Regions from separate parts of the Homo sapiens genome. Here region 1 is linked to region 2. The links are chromatin contacts, found by Hi-C or POLR2A ChIA-PET in ENCODE. All regions are on one chromosome and are shown on one strand. The core of a region is the stretch at or near the end of the contact, and the rest is flanking DNA. Distances in the headings are between cores, read along the strand shown.

What was found. Hi-C counts contacts between places; a loop is a spot of excess contacts on that map. ChIA-PET counts read pairs that join two places held with the same protein, here RNA polymerase II (POLR2A).
Region 1: a loop to region 2 is called in a map of endothelial cell of hepatic sinusoid, with 7 times the contacts of the local background. The contact joins two enhancer-like sites. A Hi-C loop is called at or near these places in 1 of 168 maps with a recorded cell type or tissue (endothelial cell of hepatic sinusoid). POLR2A ChIA-PET finds 5 or more read pairs at or near these places in 3 of 52 experiments (AG04450, BJ and HEK293T).

The regions. Positions count from the first base shown.
Region 1 is chr7:140,536,453-140,543,509 of GRCh38, reverse strand. All of the region lies in intron 14 of DENND2A (DENN domain containing 2A), which reads left to right. Among named protein-coding and RNA genes, the nearest start is that of MKRN1, 60 kb to the right of the region's middle. Within about 2 kb of position 2,875, at least 21 of the 41 ENCODE cell types and tissues checked have a DNase peak (open chromatin) inside an H3K27ac peak, as active enhancers do.
Region 2 is chr7:140,448,302-140,454,982 of GRCh38, reverse strand. It overlaps MKRN1 (makorin ring finger protein 1), which reads left to right. Exons shown (of 8, transcript NM_013446.4): 8 at 254-1,950. The coding sequence ends at 466. Among named protein-coding and RNA genes, the nearest start is that of MKRN1, 28 kb to the left of the region's middle. Within about 2 kb of position 2,487, at least 2 of the 41 ENCODE cell types and tissues checked have a DNase peak (open chromatin) inside an H3K27ac peak, as active enhancers do.

The sequences.
Region 1 (7,057 bases), core at 1,626-4,125, 88 kb before region 2:
GCATTGGTGGGCTTTCCACTCATTCTGCCATGTGTCATACACTCTGCTATGTGGTAGGAAAACAGAGAAAAGACACAGCTGGCATGGTGGCTCACGCCTGTAATCACCGCACTTTAGGAGGCTGACGTGGAAGGACTGCTTGAGGGAAGTAGTTTGAGACCAGCCTGGGCAACACAGTAAGACCCCCATCTCTACAAAAAACGTAAAAAAAAAAAAAAAAAAAATTAGCCAGGTATGGTGGCTCGAGCCTACAGTCCCTGCTACTAGGGAAGCTGAGGTAGGAAGATCACTTGAGCCCAGAAGTTCAAGGTTGCAGTGAGCTATGATCATGCCACTGCACTCCACCTGGGCAACAGAACAAGACCTTGTCTCAAAAAAAAAAAAAAAAGAAAAGAAAAGAAAAACACAGACTTGTCTCAGTGCAGTGGGGTAACAGAGACATAAGCCGACTCTCCAGGACCACATTAGAGGCAGGTAGAGGCAGTGAGTTCTGGAGACCGAGGGAGGGCACTCACTCCCAGGGAGGCGAGTTCTGAGGGCCAACACTCAGAACAAGTAGTCAGCACATTGCAGGCAAAAGGAGCCATCCTACATAGATATGGGGACAGGTGAGGCCTAGCTGTCACCTTCAGGACTGTAAAGTAGGCCAGGCGCGGTGGCTCATGACTGTAATCCCAGCACTTTGGGAGGCCGAGGCAGGTGGATCACTTGAGGTCAGAAGGTCAAGACCAGCCTGAACAACATGGTGAAACCCCGTCTCTACTAAAAATACAAAAGAATTTAGTTGGGCGTGGTGGTCCACGCCTGTAATCCCAGCTACCTGGGAGGCTTGAAGAAGAATCGTTTGAACCCGGGAGGCGGAGGTTACAGTGAGCTGAGATTGCGCCATTGCACTCCAGCCTGGGCAACAAGAGTGAAACTCAAAAAAAAAAAAAAAAAAAAAAGAGAGAGAAAAAGAACTGCAAAGTAGTTCACTAGGGCTGGCCCAGAGAGAGGAAGATGGGGGAGGGAGAGATGAGCCGGCAGTGGTGGACAGAGGCCAGCTCACAGAAGGCTGCAGGGCCATGCTCAAGAGGACAGACCATCGTGAGGGCATCCCTCCTCACCGTTAAAGCAAATCCCCTCCCATCACACACACAAACTCAGTGCCCCATAGGAGGCCACCCCCGTCCCAGTGGGCACATTCAATAATTTGCTAAGGCCACGTCACAAAACAAAGAAGATCCGGAAGGAAATGCAGACAAGGACTTGGGTTCGTTCTGAGCTTCTAAAAAGAAGCTCATTTTTGAAATACTGAATCAGAGCCTTCTTTGCTTTGGAACTGGGGGCACAGAAGCGTGAGGGGTGTGGCTGCAGCCCCAGGAAGGGCTGAGATGCGGGGCCAGCCAACCGGGTGGTGCAGATGAGGCCACCTGAGAAGTCCATCTGGAAAGAAGCAGTGCCAAAAACAAAAAAAAACCTGAAGCACTGTGGTTTGGAGAGGAAATCTGACTCTGAACTATGGAAAACAAAAGGGAAGGAAAAAAAAAGGCATAGAAGAATGGAAGGGACAAACTCCGTAGATGTGGAATTCCTCAGGAGGCGGGGCGGGAAGCGGCCCCACCCTCTCCCCTCATGCGCCGCATCTGGTCACCTTTCTGATGCACCTCTTTGGACAGCAGCCATCTGGCTGTTCCCAGCCTGCTCCCACCCTGTGTTTTAGTTCGCTATGCACTTTTAAATGTCAGCGTGATCGTACTCCCGGTGCACTTTTGTCAGCTCAGGAAGCAGGCCCTCTCTGTAAGCCTTGCAGCTGGTGCTGGGCGCTGAGGAGCTCTCCAAGCTCCCGGGCACTGGGGAATTCAGCCCAGGGAGTTCTCAAGGTTGGAGCCCTGGAAGCCAGGATGAGTAATAACCCTTCAGTGGCCAGGATCGGATTTCATCAGCACCATAGTAACTGTCTTTATCTTCTCCATCCCCCACTCCCTCCATCCGCTAGAGGTGGAATTCTCAGGCTTGGATGTGGGGGAGGGGAAAATGATGGATTTCAGAAAGGCCTGGGCTAGAAGTGGAAAGCCAGCCAAGGAAACCCAGCACCCCCCAGGAGTGGTGGTGGGGACAGAGTCCCCCGGGAACGTGCCTGCGGGGTGAAGATGCTAGACTTGGGGAGGACCCACCCTGAGAAGATGTCTGGGAAGGGCACAGCTGGAGAGGAGCCGTGGGCCCCCTCACACACCCCAGCCTCCCCCAGACTCCCTCCAGGGGGAAGAAAACAAAGTATCATCCATTTTTCTGGTAAAAGTACAGTGAGACACCAGTCTCACTGGTGACAGAGAGAGACTCTGTCTCTAAAAATTAAGGAGAAGAAAAAAAACTTAAAAACATTAAGTGCAGGGAGAGAAAAGGTGGGAACAGAAAAGGGAAGGGGCCTTGTCAGAGACAAACACATCTCCAAAGGGCAATGCAGGAGGACATGTCAGAAGGCTCAGGGCACAAAGAAACCTGGAAATGCCAGCCAGGCTCAGTGGCTCACGCCTGTAATCCCAGCACTTTGGGAGGCCGAGGCGAGTGGATCACCTGAGATCAGGAGTTCAAGACTAGCCTGGCCAACATGGTGAAATCCCGTCTCTACTAAAAATACAAAAATTAGCTGGTCGTGGTGGCGTGCACCTGTAATCCCAGCTACTCGGGAGGCTGAGGCAGAAGAATCATTTGAACCTGGGAGGCAGAGGTTGTGGAGAGCCGAGATCATGCCATCGCACTCCTGCCTGGGCGACAGAGCGAGACCCTGTCTAAAAAAAAAAAAGAAAGAAAGAAACCTGGAAATGCCTGCCCCAGTGACGTCTGAGAGAGGACTTGACGCCTCCGCCTTTTTGCTGGACAGATTTCCGGGTGGACAGGTTGGACGCTGGGCCAGCCCCTCCCACAGAGCTGCTGTCACCAGAGACAGACAAAAATGAGCAAAGTCCAGTGGCCGAGAGTGGACCCTGCCTGGATTCCTGGGCCTTGGCTGTTCCCCAGCCACCCTCCCTGCCCTGCTCTGGGACCCCTCAACAGAGGAGACAGTCACCAGTGCAGTCCATAGGAAAGGCACTGGTGTTTCTCTCCAACCTTCCATAGTGCCTGGCATTCTGCCCTTGGAGGTTTCGTCTTTTCAAACGGCTCATGCCGTGAGTGGGTCAGATGCCAGCTGTGGCTGCCACAAGCAGGTCTCCCCACGGGCACGTTGTGCCCATCAGGGGTTTTCTTCTGCAGCAGCTGCCAAATGTCAGGCGCTGTGAGGATGGGATTTCTGTGGGAGAAGAGAAGGCAGCAGGAACGTGGATAATTGTGGTGCCCTCCTTGGAGCGAGAGCCAGGCCATGGTACAGTAATGGTGTGCGAGTGTGAGAAAGACCGTCATTGGGTTTTTAGACCCTTTACAGCTTTCAGAGGTACACATCCCTCCGCCATCACTCAGGGAGGTTTCCCAGAGTAGGGGGGACCCCTGAGCATCCTTAGCCGTTGGCCCTGGGTCTCCTCGTTCATAAGACGCGGCCCCGCATGGCTCTGACTTTCCGGGACTCCGCTGTCTTGTTTTCTCTGAAAGCAGCCCTCGCTTTTCCTGTTACAAATGGCTCCACATGCTCTCCCCGCTGCCCAATAAATCGTCCTTCCATCCTACACGGGTTCCATGCAGACCTGAAGAGATGGAAATCTGCGTAAAGAAAGGCCCGAAGAGCTCTGAGACAGGAAGAGGGTAAACAACGCGTGAGCAAAGCTGATGAGGATGACGGCAGCGACGGGGCGTGGAGTGGCCTCTGAGCGGCCTCTGTGCCGGGCGCCTTCTGAGGGTCTGACCTGCGTCATTTCATGCCCCCTACGGCCCTGTCACATGGGTAACTAACAGGCGTGCAGAGGATCCGTCATTCTGCTCAAAGAAGCAGGGAGTGGGAGAGCTGCCGGGCTTTGGAGAGGACGGAGGGAAAGCAGCTGGGCTGCAGACTCCAGGGTTGGGTGAAGGGCAGGGTCTGGGGCCCTGTCCGTTTACAGAAATGTATAAGGAAAGTCTCCCTAGCACAGGCCCTCAGGACCCGCTTTGTGCTCAGCAGTCAGGCTAACAGGTCATGGGGAAGTCTGTGCTTTTCTCCTCAGGGCCCTCCCCGCCTCCCTTACAGCCTTTGGCCTTCCAGCAGGGTCCCAGTGAGACAGGTATGATCAGGTCACCCCCAAGGCCTCCCCCAGCTTTGAAACTCTCTGACTCCATGGGCCAGGTGGAAGAATCCGTATCCACCTCGATCTGTCTGATTTATGGGAAAGTAGCCATAGGGAATTGAAGTGTTCTTTGGCCAGGCCATGACAAACAAGGGTTTGGGGACCAATGGTTGGCTGCAAGTTGCCTGACCTGGAAAATTCTGGAAAGTCTTTAGGCCAAGCGCAGTTGCTCACGCCTGTCATCCCAGTATTTTGGGAGGCTGAGGCCGGTGGATTGCTTGAGGCCAGGAGTTCGAGACCAGCCTGGCCAACATGGTGAAACCCTGTCTCTACCAAAAAGACAAAAATTAGCTGGGCGTGGTGGCACACGCCTATAATCCCAGCTACTCAGGAGGCTGAGGCAGGAGAATCACTTGAACCTAGGAGGCAGAGGTTACAGTAAGCTGAGATTGAGCCACTGCACTCCAACCTGGGCAACAGAGCGAGACTCTGTCTCAAAAAAAATAAAGAAAGAAAAAATTTTTTAAAAAAGGGCCAGGTGCAATTGCTCATCCCTGTAATCCCAGCACTTTGGGAGGCCAAGGCAGGTGGATCGCCTGAGGTTGGGAGTTCAAGACCAGCCTGGCCAACATGGTGAAACCCCGTCTCCATTAAAAATACAAAAATTAGCGGGCATGGTGGCGGGCGCCTGTAATCCCAGCTACTTAGGAGGCTGAGGCAGGAGAATCACTTAAACCTGGGAGGTGGAGGTTGCAGTGAGCTGAGATCACACCGCTACACTCCAGCCTGGGCAACAGAGTGAGACTCTATCTCAATTAAAAAAATTAAAAAAAGAAAAAAGAAAGTCTTCAGGTTAAATTACAGCTGGTACCCTCATCCCCAGTACTCCTGGGGCTGCACATGCACTCATGCCCAACCCTGCTCCGCTCACGTGGCAGAAAGCCTCCTTATTCTCCTGATTTCCAGCTGTAGCCCCTAACTTAATGAGGGCATGGAACAGGGCATGAGAACAGGACATGTCACAGACTCAGTGCGTGGCCCGGTGACATCCCAGAGAGGACCTTCGCCCACTCTAGGTCGGTAGCCACCCCCGCAGCACTCTCCCCCACAAACACAATTTATTCTCTCATCATCGCTGTGAGTCTCCCACTGCAAGAGGAAGCTTCAGGGAGTTATGGCAAAGATTGTATGAGTTATAAAAGGGTTTTAAGTTGAGCCAAAAATCTATCAAGTTTAGAATAACATTTTTGCTCTGTTTTATCTTTAGGCTGGACATTGAGTGTTCTAGTGGCTCTGTCAAGCAAGAGTTTGACAGATGGAAAGGAAAGAATGCTGTTGTGATGGCTTGTTCTGTGGTCATGACAACAGATAAATACTTCTCTACACCCTCGCCTTCATTTTCCTGATGATGAACATTTTGTTTTTTACTTTACTAATTTCAGTTCCCCAAAGTTTTGGCTAAACCTACAGACCAGGCTGAATGATAAAGTCAGAGCTGCACGTAAACAAATATGTGCAAAAAGTTTTAGAGGGAGGTCGGGCATGGTGGCTCACGCCCATAATCTTAGCACTTTAGGAGGCCAAAGCAGGAGGATTGCTTGAGCCCAGGAGTTTGAGACCAGCTTGGGCAACATAGCAAGACCCCATCTCTTAAAACAAACAAACAAACAAACAAACAAATGAAAAACACCTTAATAGGGGACAAAGTTTTTAATATTCAAGGAATTTATGAGCTGGGCATGCTGGCACATGCCTGTAGTTCCAGCTACTCAGGAGGCTGAGGTGGAAGGATCACGTGAGCCCAGGAGTTTGAGGCTAGTGAGCTATGACTGCACCACTGCTCTCCAGCTGGGGTGGACCTTGTCTTTAAAAAGCAAATTAAAAAATAAAACAAATAAGAAATTGACTTATATGTTTGTAGTGCGTTAAACCATAAGCTAAATGATAGACTACTGGCTAGTGATAAGTAGGATTAGGTGGGCAAATCTTGACACATACAGGAGTTTGAACCTTGTCTTTGACATATAGGTAACTACACAAATAAGTTCATATGTAGCTGTGCACTTTCATCCTCTTATTTGTTCGGTTTGGTTCATTTTTAATAAGTTTACACAAGCTTAAATGAGAATCCCATGTCCTTTTTAGAATTGGTTGCACCCAGCAACATTTGCCATCCCAGGAGGTTGGGCTTCTCACCACACCTCTCTAGGGAGATGAGTTTGCCCAAGGCCTAGCCGAAAGTGTTTAAAGCTGCCACCTTGCTGCTCTGGCATCCATAAGATACTTCAGAGGTCTAGCTAGTCCTCAGCATGGTTGACAGAGTCTTAGAGATAAGTACATTTAGTTCAGCAAAGTCCTATGAAAAACACAATTTTAGGCAGGTGCAGTGGCTCACGCCTGTAACCCCAGCACTTTGGGAGGCTGAGACAGATTGATCACCTGAGGTCAGGAATTCGAGACCAGCCTGGCCAACATGGTGAAACCCCGTCTGTACTAAAAATACAAAAATTAGCTGGGCATGATGGCAGGCGCCTGTAATCCCAGCTACTCAGAAGGCTGAGGCAGGAGAATCACTTGAACCCAGGAGGGAGGCTGCAGTAAGCCAAGATGGCACGACTATACTGCAGCTTGGGCAACAGAGCAAGACTCCATTTCAAAAAAAAAATACAATTTTAATAGTATAATTGTACAGCCTGATTAAATGTTAAGTATTAACCACCTATTTTTGCATATGAACACCAACAAGATACCAATTAGAGCAAGATTTAGAGTTTGGCATAGCCACAAATGCTGTTGTCTTCTAATCCAGACCCATCACTGACATATCCTGGGGCTGGAAGCTTATTCCAGTTCTTCTCTTGGAGTCGAATCCCTCCCAGACTACA
Region 2 (6,681 bases), core at 1,238-3,737:
GTAGAGTATTAAAGGAGGAAACAAACCTCAGAAAACTGGGAGGGATAGGAAAGGAAGAAAAAATGTGTGTTAAAGCTCTAGCCTAAACGATTTCCATGAAGTAACCAGAGGGGAGGAAGTGGTAAATGGAAACCCTAACTAAGAAGTCTGGTTCGTCATGCCCTCTGGTGTGCTGGACGTTTTGCCTTATAAACAACAGGATAGAAGATACTGCTCGACAGTGCCATCCCTATCATGGCCTTGTTTTTTACAGGCCCAACGAAGGAACCACTTCTGGGAACTCATTGAGGAAAGAGAGAACAGCAACCCCTTTGACAACGATGAAGAAGAGGTTGTCACCTTTGAGCTGGGCGAGATGTTGCTTATGCTTTTGGCTGCAGGTGGGGACGACGAACTAACAGACTCTGAAGATGAGTGGGACTTGTTTCATGATGAGCTGGAAGATTTTTATGACTTGGATCTATAGCAACCTTGCGTGGCGTGTGAACTGGTCTGCTGACCTCAGACAGCAGCTGTCCCCTGTGGTGGTGTGGCAGTGCCTGTGTTCTCTCCTAGGCAGGCCTCTCAACTCCAGGTGCTGTCCTAAGAATTTTTACCCAGGGCCTGTCTTCTCAACCCCTCACCTTTCCCTGAGGAGTGTGTTGTTTTCCCTGTTGAAAAAAGTTACAAAAATAAATCTTAAAGTTAGTTTTTTGTAACACGAATTTAACTGTCAGACAGTTAGTGTAGGTGTGTTGCGTCATCTGTTTTCAACCAGATTGCATTTATGGACTTTTCACACACTCATTTTGAGGACCCCAGGTTCAAAAGTAAAAGCAGTGGCCCTGCTTTGGGGTCCAAGAATAGGAGTGATGGGTGAAGGGACCTAAGCTGGCCAATAGCCCTCTGCCCCAGACATGGGATGTGGATCCTTGAGGTTTCTGGTGAAATCTGCACATCTGTGTTTTTATATCTGTTCCCTACCCTGTAATCCCTACCACGTGCACTTGTTCTGTGGTTTTGGTCTCTTGTTTAATTGCACACAAGTAATACTACTGGGTAACCAGAATCAGGTGTGAATGTGTTGAGATTTTTTACTGTTTTGCATGATAGGAAAATTGAGAAAGAATACGTATAAAAGATAGAGAGGCATAACATCAATGCAGAGTTGGAAGTTGGCTCCCAAGGGCTGACATGGTGTGAGTGTGTGGGTGTGTGATAAGCTTCTCATCCCTGCATAGATGCAGTATTCTTAGCCTTAGTAGAAAAACCTGGTTTAGTGGTTTAAGCCTTGTGTGGCAGATAGATCTTAAAGGGCAAAGCAGTATATTGGTAGTTGTCAATATAGCAGTGCTAGCTCTGTCTATATAAATAGAGAAATGGGGTTAGCCATAGAGGTTAAAACTACCTGGTTATCCCATATAATAACACAAACTGGGTCTTGGATACACAGTTGTATTTAATGTTTTACGATCTAGCCTTTCCAGTACAGGCACTTTCTGAGAAACCTTTGTCCTCACTTGAGGCATTTTGTTGTCGGGTTTTTGTGTTTGTTTTTGTGGGTATTTGCCTCATTCCACCCCTGAGCTTTCAGGTAGACAGACGTGATTCAAAACTCTGTTCTAAGGTGTTTATTGTAGTGGAGTAATGGGTTTGCAGTGATAAGTCATACTTTTCCACCGAAAGGGAGGGCTTGGGAATCCCTGAGATTAGCTAAAGTTAAGTTGTTGGAAGAATTCCTTGATTGGAAATTGTACCTTTGTGTTTTGTTGCTCTGTTTCCTGAAAATAACTCGGGGATGCTCCTGGTTTGTCCATCTACTGCTTTGATTCCTTGGATCCCACCCATTCTTTCACTTTAAGAAAAAACAAATAATTGTTGCAGAGGTCTCTGTATTTTGCAGCTGCCCTTTTGTAAGAAGCACTTTTCCCAAATAAAACAATTAAAAAAAAAGTTGGCTGTTCTGTGTAATGAGCTGTTTTTGAAATGTGCCGATGTCAAAGAATAATGATGTTTTTCTTTCACTGACTCTTCGATCGGTCCCTTGTCGGATATTCGGGAGGATAGGTACTTTGAGAAATGTGTGTGAGAGAGAAAGGGAAACCTTAACTAGCCGGGGTCATCAAACAATCCTATACTTGAAAATGTTCAAGACTAACGCTGGGCCACCTGTTGAGCAAAAGGCACTGGCAGTTTTCTGCTACCATGCACTTGCGGTTGAACTTGCTTCATGCCCTTAGATAACGGGGGAAGGTCATAATATAATTGTATTTTGAAAGCTTATTGTTCTGCATAATTATTTCGTGAATTTTTAAGGAGTTTTCATTATTGTGAATTTTTTGTGAGTAAGAACCATTCTGCTACTCCCATGGAAGACCTTCAGGTGACCTTTTTTCCACACTTGTAAAAATAACTGCTCCTCGATTTTAGTATTTATGTTAAGAATTTATGGCTGGGTGCGGTGGCTCACGCCTGTAATCCCAGCACTTTGGGATTACAGAGGCAGGAAAATCACTTGAACGTGGGAGGTGGAAGTTGCAGTGAGCTGAGATCATGCCATTGCACTCCAGCCTGGGCAATAGAGTGAAAAAAATAAAGAATTTGTGCTATGGGGGCCGGGCACGGTGGCTCACGCCTGTAATCCCAGCACTTTGGGAGGCCGAGGCGGGCGGATCACGAGGTCAGGAGATCGAGACCATCCTGGCTAACATGGTGAAACCCTGTCTCTACCAAAAATACAAAAAATTAGCTGGGCATGGTGGCGGGCCCCTGCAGTCCCAGCTACTCGGGAGGCTGAGGCAGGAGAGTGGCGTGAGCCAAGATCTCGCCACTGCACTCTAGCCTGGGCGAAAGAGCAAGACTCCAACTCAAAAAATGCTATCGGAAAATGTTTAAACATCTAGGAATCATTTCTGAGTGGGCTTATACTGTGGTCATGATAACAACTGGGGATCCACTGAGTAGTCTGGTCTGTTTCTGTAAGCTTGTAGCCCAGCAGCTAACTCCCAGGGGAGTTAAGTCCACCCTCAGGTGTACCAGTCAGGCTATGCTGGGGACATGCAGAGGGATGGGGAAGAGCCTGAGAATGGGTTGGGAGTGCTGGAGCTAGGAGGTGGAGAGAGCCTTGAGCAATTCTGGAAAGTAGGAAGAAGCATCGTTTGCATATCTGAATCTGCAACAGGGAGAGGGGGATAGCAAGGTCCAGGGAGTGGCAGTTGGTCACTTCTGGGATGGAGAGAAGTGTATGTTTAGAGCAACTCTTTTGTATCTTGGAAAAGGCAGTGGAAGCTTCTGTACTAGTCCGAGTAGTCTGTAATGTGGATTGCTACCCTCAATGGCTGCATTGAGAGCGAGTTCTCTTCTTTCCCCAAGTGTTAATTGCCTGTTGCAAAAGAAGCTGAGGTGTAAACATTGATGGGTGGAACGTCTCACCTTCTCATTTGCACAAAACTACAATTTCAGCCTCTTCCCTGCCACTGTACACAATAAGTGATTTCACATCATGCCAGTGATTTGGGGGAGAGAAGGGGCTTGATATTAATAAAGGTAGTTGATAAAGGAGGAGAAAGAGGCTTGATATTGATAAAGGTAGATATTGAAATGGTAGTCATAGTACTGGCAACAGATTTCCAACCCTGCTTTGTGGCTTCGTGGTTCAATTGCAAGGCCCAGCTGACTTACCTAGGCTGAAATGTGAGAAGTGTCATTGCCAGATGAAAGTTTAAGATCCCATACGTGATCCTCTTTCCAGGCAATTGGTAAATTTTGCAAAGTGGCTGTTCTACCAGCCTGGGTCACCATGCTGGTACACTTAGTTAACCCATGAGGGACATGGAATATGAGCAACCCATAAACCTTTGGGGTGAGAAGCCACTGAGCCAAACAGCCTGCCCTGTCTTGAAATCTTGTTTAAGCTGTCATTTTATAAGGAAAATTAAGCAAAATCCTTTTTTTTGTTTTGTGTTTTGTTTTTTTTTTGGAGACGGAGTCTTGCTCTGTCAACAGGCTGGAGTGCAGTGGCGCGATCTTGGCTCACTGCAACCTCTGCCTCCCGGATTCAAGTGATTCTCCTGCCTCAGCCTCCTGAGTAGCTGGGCTACAAGTGCATGCCACCATGCCTAGCTACTTTTTTTGTATTTTTAGTAGAGATGGGGTTTCACCATGTTGGCCAGGGTGGTCTCCATCTCCTGACCTCATGATCCGCCTGCCTCAGCCTCCCAAAGTGCTGTGATTACAGGCATGAGCCACCTCGCCCGGCTGAGAAATAATTTTTAAAAACATACTTGTTCATCTGAAGTGGTTAATACAAACTCACTCTCATGCAGTGGCCGTATTTTATTACTTTTCAGTGTCCAGGACTTATTTCACAAACCTTTAAACAAGTTTACAGTGTTGATAAAGGAAGTGCTCTGTTGCAAATTGTCTTAAGACAGCGCTTATTCCTTTGTATTGAATGACAGGAAGAGATCCATTGCTGATAATAGAATATGCCTCAGATCTTACTTCCCCAGAACTAGCCTGGGCACTTTGTTTAGTTCACTAGGTCTTTATCTCAGCCCCTCATCAGTGTATAGAAGAAATAACACCACACAGTACCTGAGCAAATAAAAGCATTTTTTAGGTTCTAGTGATGAGCTTTTTTTGTGGGATTTTGCTCCAATCACCCCAGCTGGAGTGCAGTGGCGCAGTTTCGACTCACTGCAACCTCTGCTTCCTGGGTTCAAGCGATTCTCCTGCCTTAGCCTCCTAAGTAGCTGGGACTACAAGCGCACGCCACCACGCCTGGCTAATTTTTGTATTTTTAGTAGAGACGGGGTTTCCCCATTTTTTTTTTTTTTTCCTGAGACAGAGTCTTGCTCTGTCACCCAGGCTGGAGTGCCGTGGCACAATCTCGGCTCACTGCAACCTATGCCTCCTGGGTTCAAGCTATTCTGCCTCAGCTTGTCAAGTAGCTCAGATTACAGGCGCCAACCATGACGCCTGGCTAATTTTTGTATTTTTAGAAGAAGCGGGATATCGCCATGTTGGCCAGGCCAGTCTGGAACTCCTGACCTCAGCCTGGAACTCCTGACCTCAGGTGATTTGCCTTCCAAAGTGCTGAGATTACAGGCACCACCACGCTCGGCCTAAAACTGTTAATGGATGACCTTTTTAGTAAAATGAAGGTATCCACATATTTTACAGATATTTGAGTCCTTGTGCATACAGGCACTGTACTAGTGCTAGAGATGCTGTGAGCAGAACACAGTTTGCAGAAGTGCTCATCAAACTAGCCCACTTGGTCCCTTCCACTTCCCAGGCCCTTTGCAGTTTGGTTGGTGCTGCATGGCTAACTCACGTCATGTGCCGTGTGCCCTCCTTGTCATCGTCTCTGTTTCATGGAGGTATTGGAAGCCATGTGTTAAAGTGGCAGAGTCACAAGACAGGAGGGATCCTGGATCTCTGTGTCATGGATAGAGGGAGAGCTCCCACCCCCAAAATCAGATTTTGTATAAACAAGAGATAAATTGAGATTTGGGAGATTTTGTTTTGTTTTGCCAGTAGCCTAATATGAAATATCCTAATAAGGCAGTTGTGGCCCTTCATAAAACTGGTGACTGCTTTCGATAGGGGGCCTGGGCTAGTGTGGCCATGGAAAGGTCATTTGAATTGAGATCTGAATGGCAGAAAAAGTGCCCTGCAGACAAGACATCCTGTGTTAAAGCCTGAGGCAGGCAAAGGCAAGACATCCAACAGCTTTTCCTTGACATCACCATTAAGGACACTCGATGGCCTACAGGACACATTGAATTTCCTGTGTTAGGTATAGCTTTTACTTTCAGAAAAGTATACATGCAAGTCAGTAACATTATAACAATGTCTAACATTTATAGGAATAATGTTGGATTGCCTTAAAATACCAAAAACATTCTTCCTACAATTTAATGCTTTACTAAACTGCAACACACTCACCTGATCATGACCTGCTGCAGTTGGAACCAGTCTCCACAGCAGGGCTTCTCAGCCTTTAACGTGCAAATGAATGAGAGGAGGAGGTTCTTGTTAAAATGCAGATTCTGATTCAGTGGGTCTGGAATAGGCACAAGACACTTATTTGTATTTTTTGAGACTGGGTTACTCTGTCACGGGCTGGAGTGTAGTGGTGCCATTGTGGCTTGCTGTAGCCTTGACCCCCTGGGCTCAGGGGATTCTTCTGCCCCAGCCTCCTGAGTAGCTGGGACCACAGGCACATGCCACCATGCTCAGCTAATTAAATTATTTATTTATTTATTTATTTATTTATTTTGAGACGGAGTCTCACTCTTGTCGCCAGGCTGGAGTATAGTGGCACGATCTTGGCTCACTGCAACCTCCGCTTCCCGGGTTCAAGCGATTCTCCTGTCTCAGCCTCCTAAGTACCCGGGACTACAGGCGTGCATCACCACACCCAACTAATTTTTGTATTTTTATTAGAGACGGGTTTCATCGTGTTGGCCAGGATGGTCTTGATCTCCTGACCTCGTGATCCGCCCGCCTCGGTCTCCAAAGTGTTGGGATTACAGGCATGAGCCACCGCACCCAGCCAATTAAAAAAAAAAATTCAAACTTGGTTCCATAGGCCAAAACCAGTAAGAGCAAATCCTGCAGGCAAATGCATGTAGAGGAATTTTGATTTAAGATTTGAAATAATTTACAACTGTAAACGACCATATGGAAGTGCAG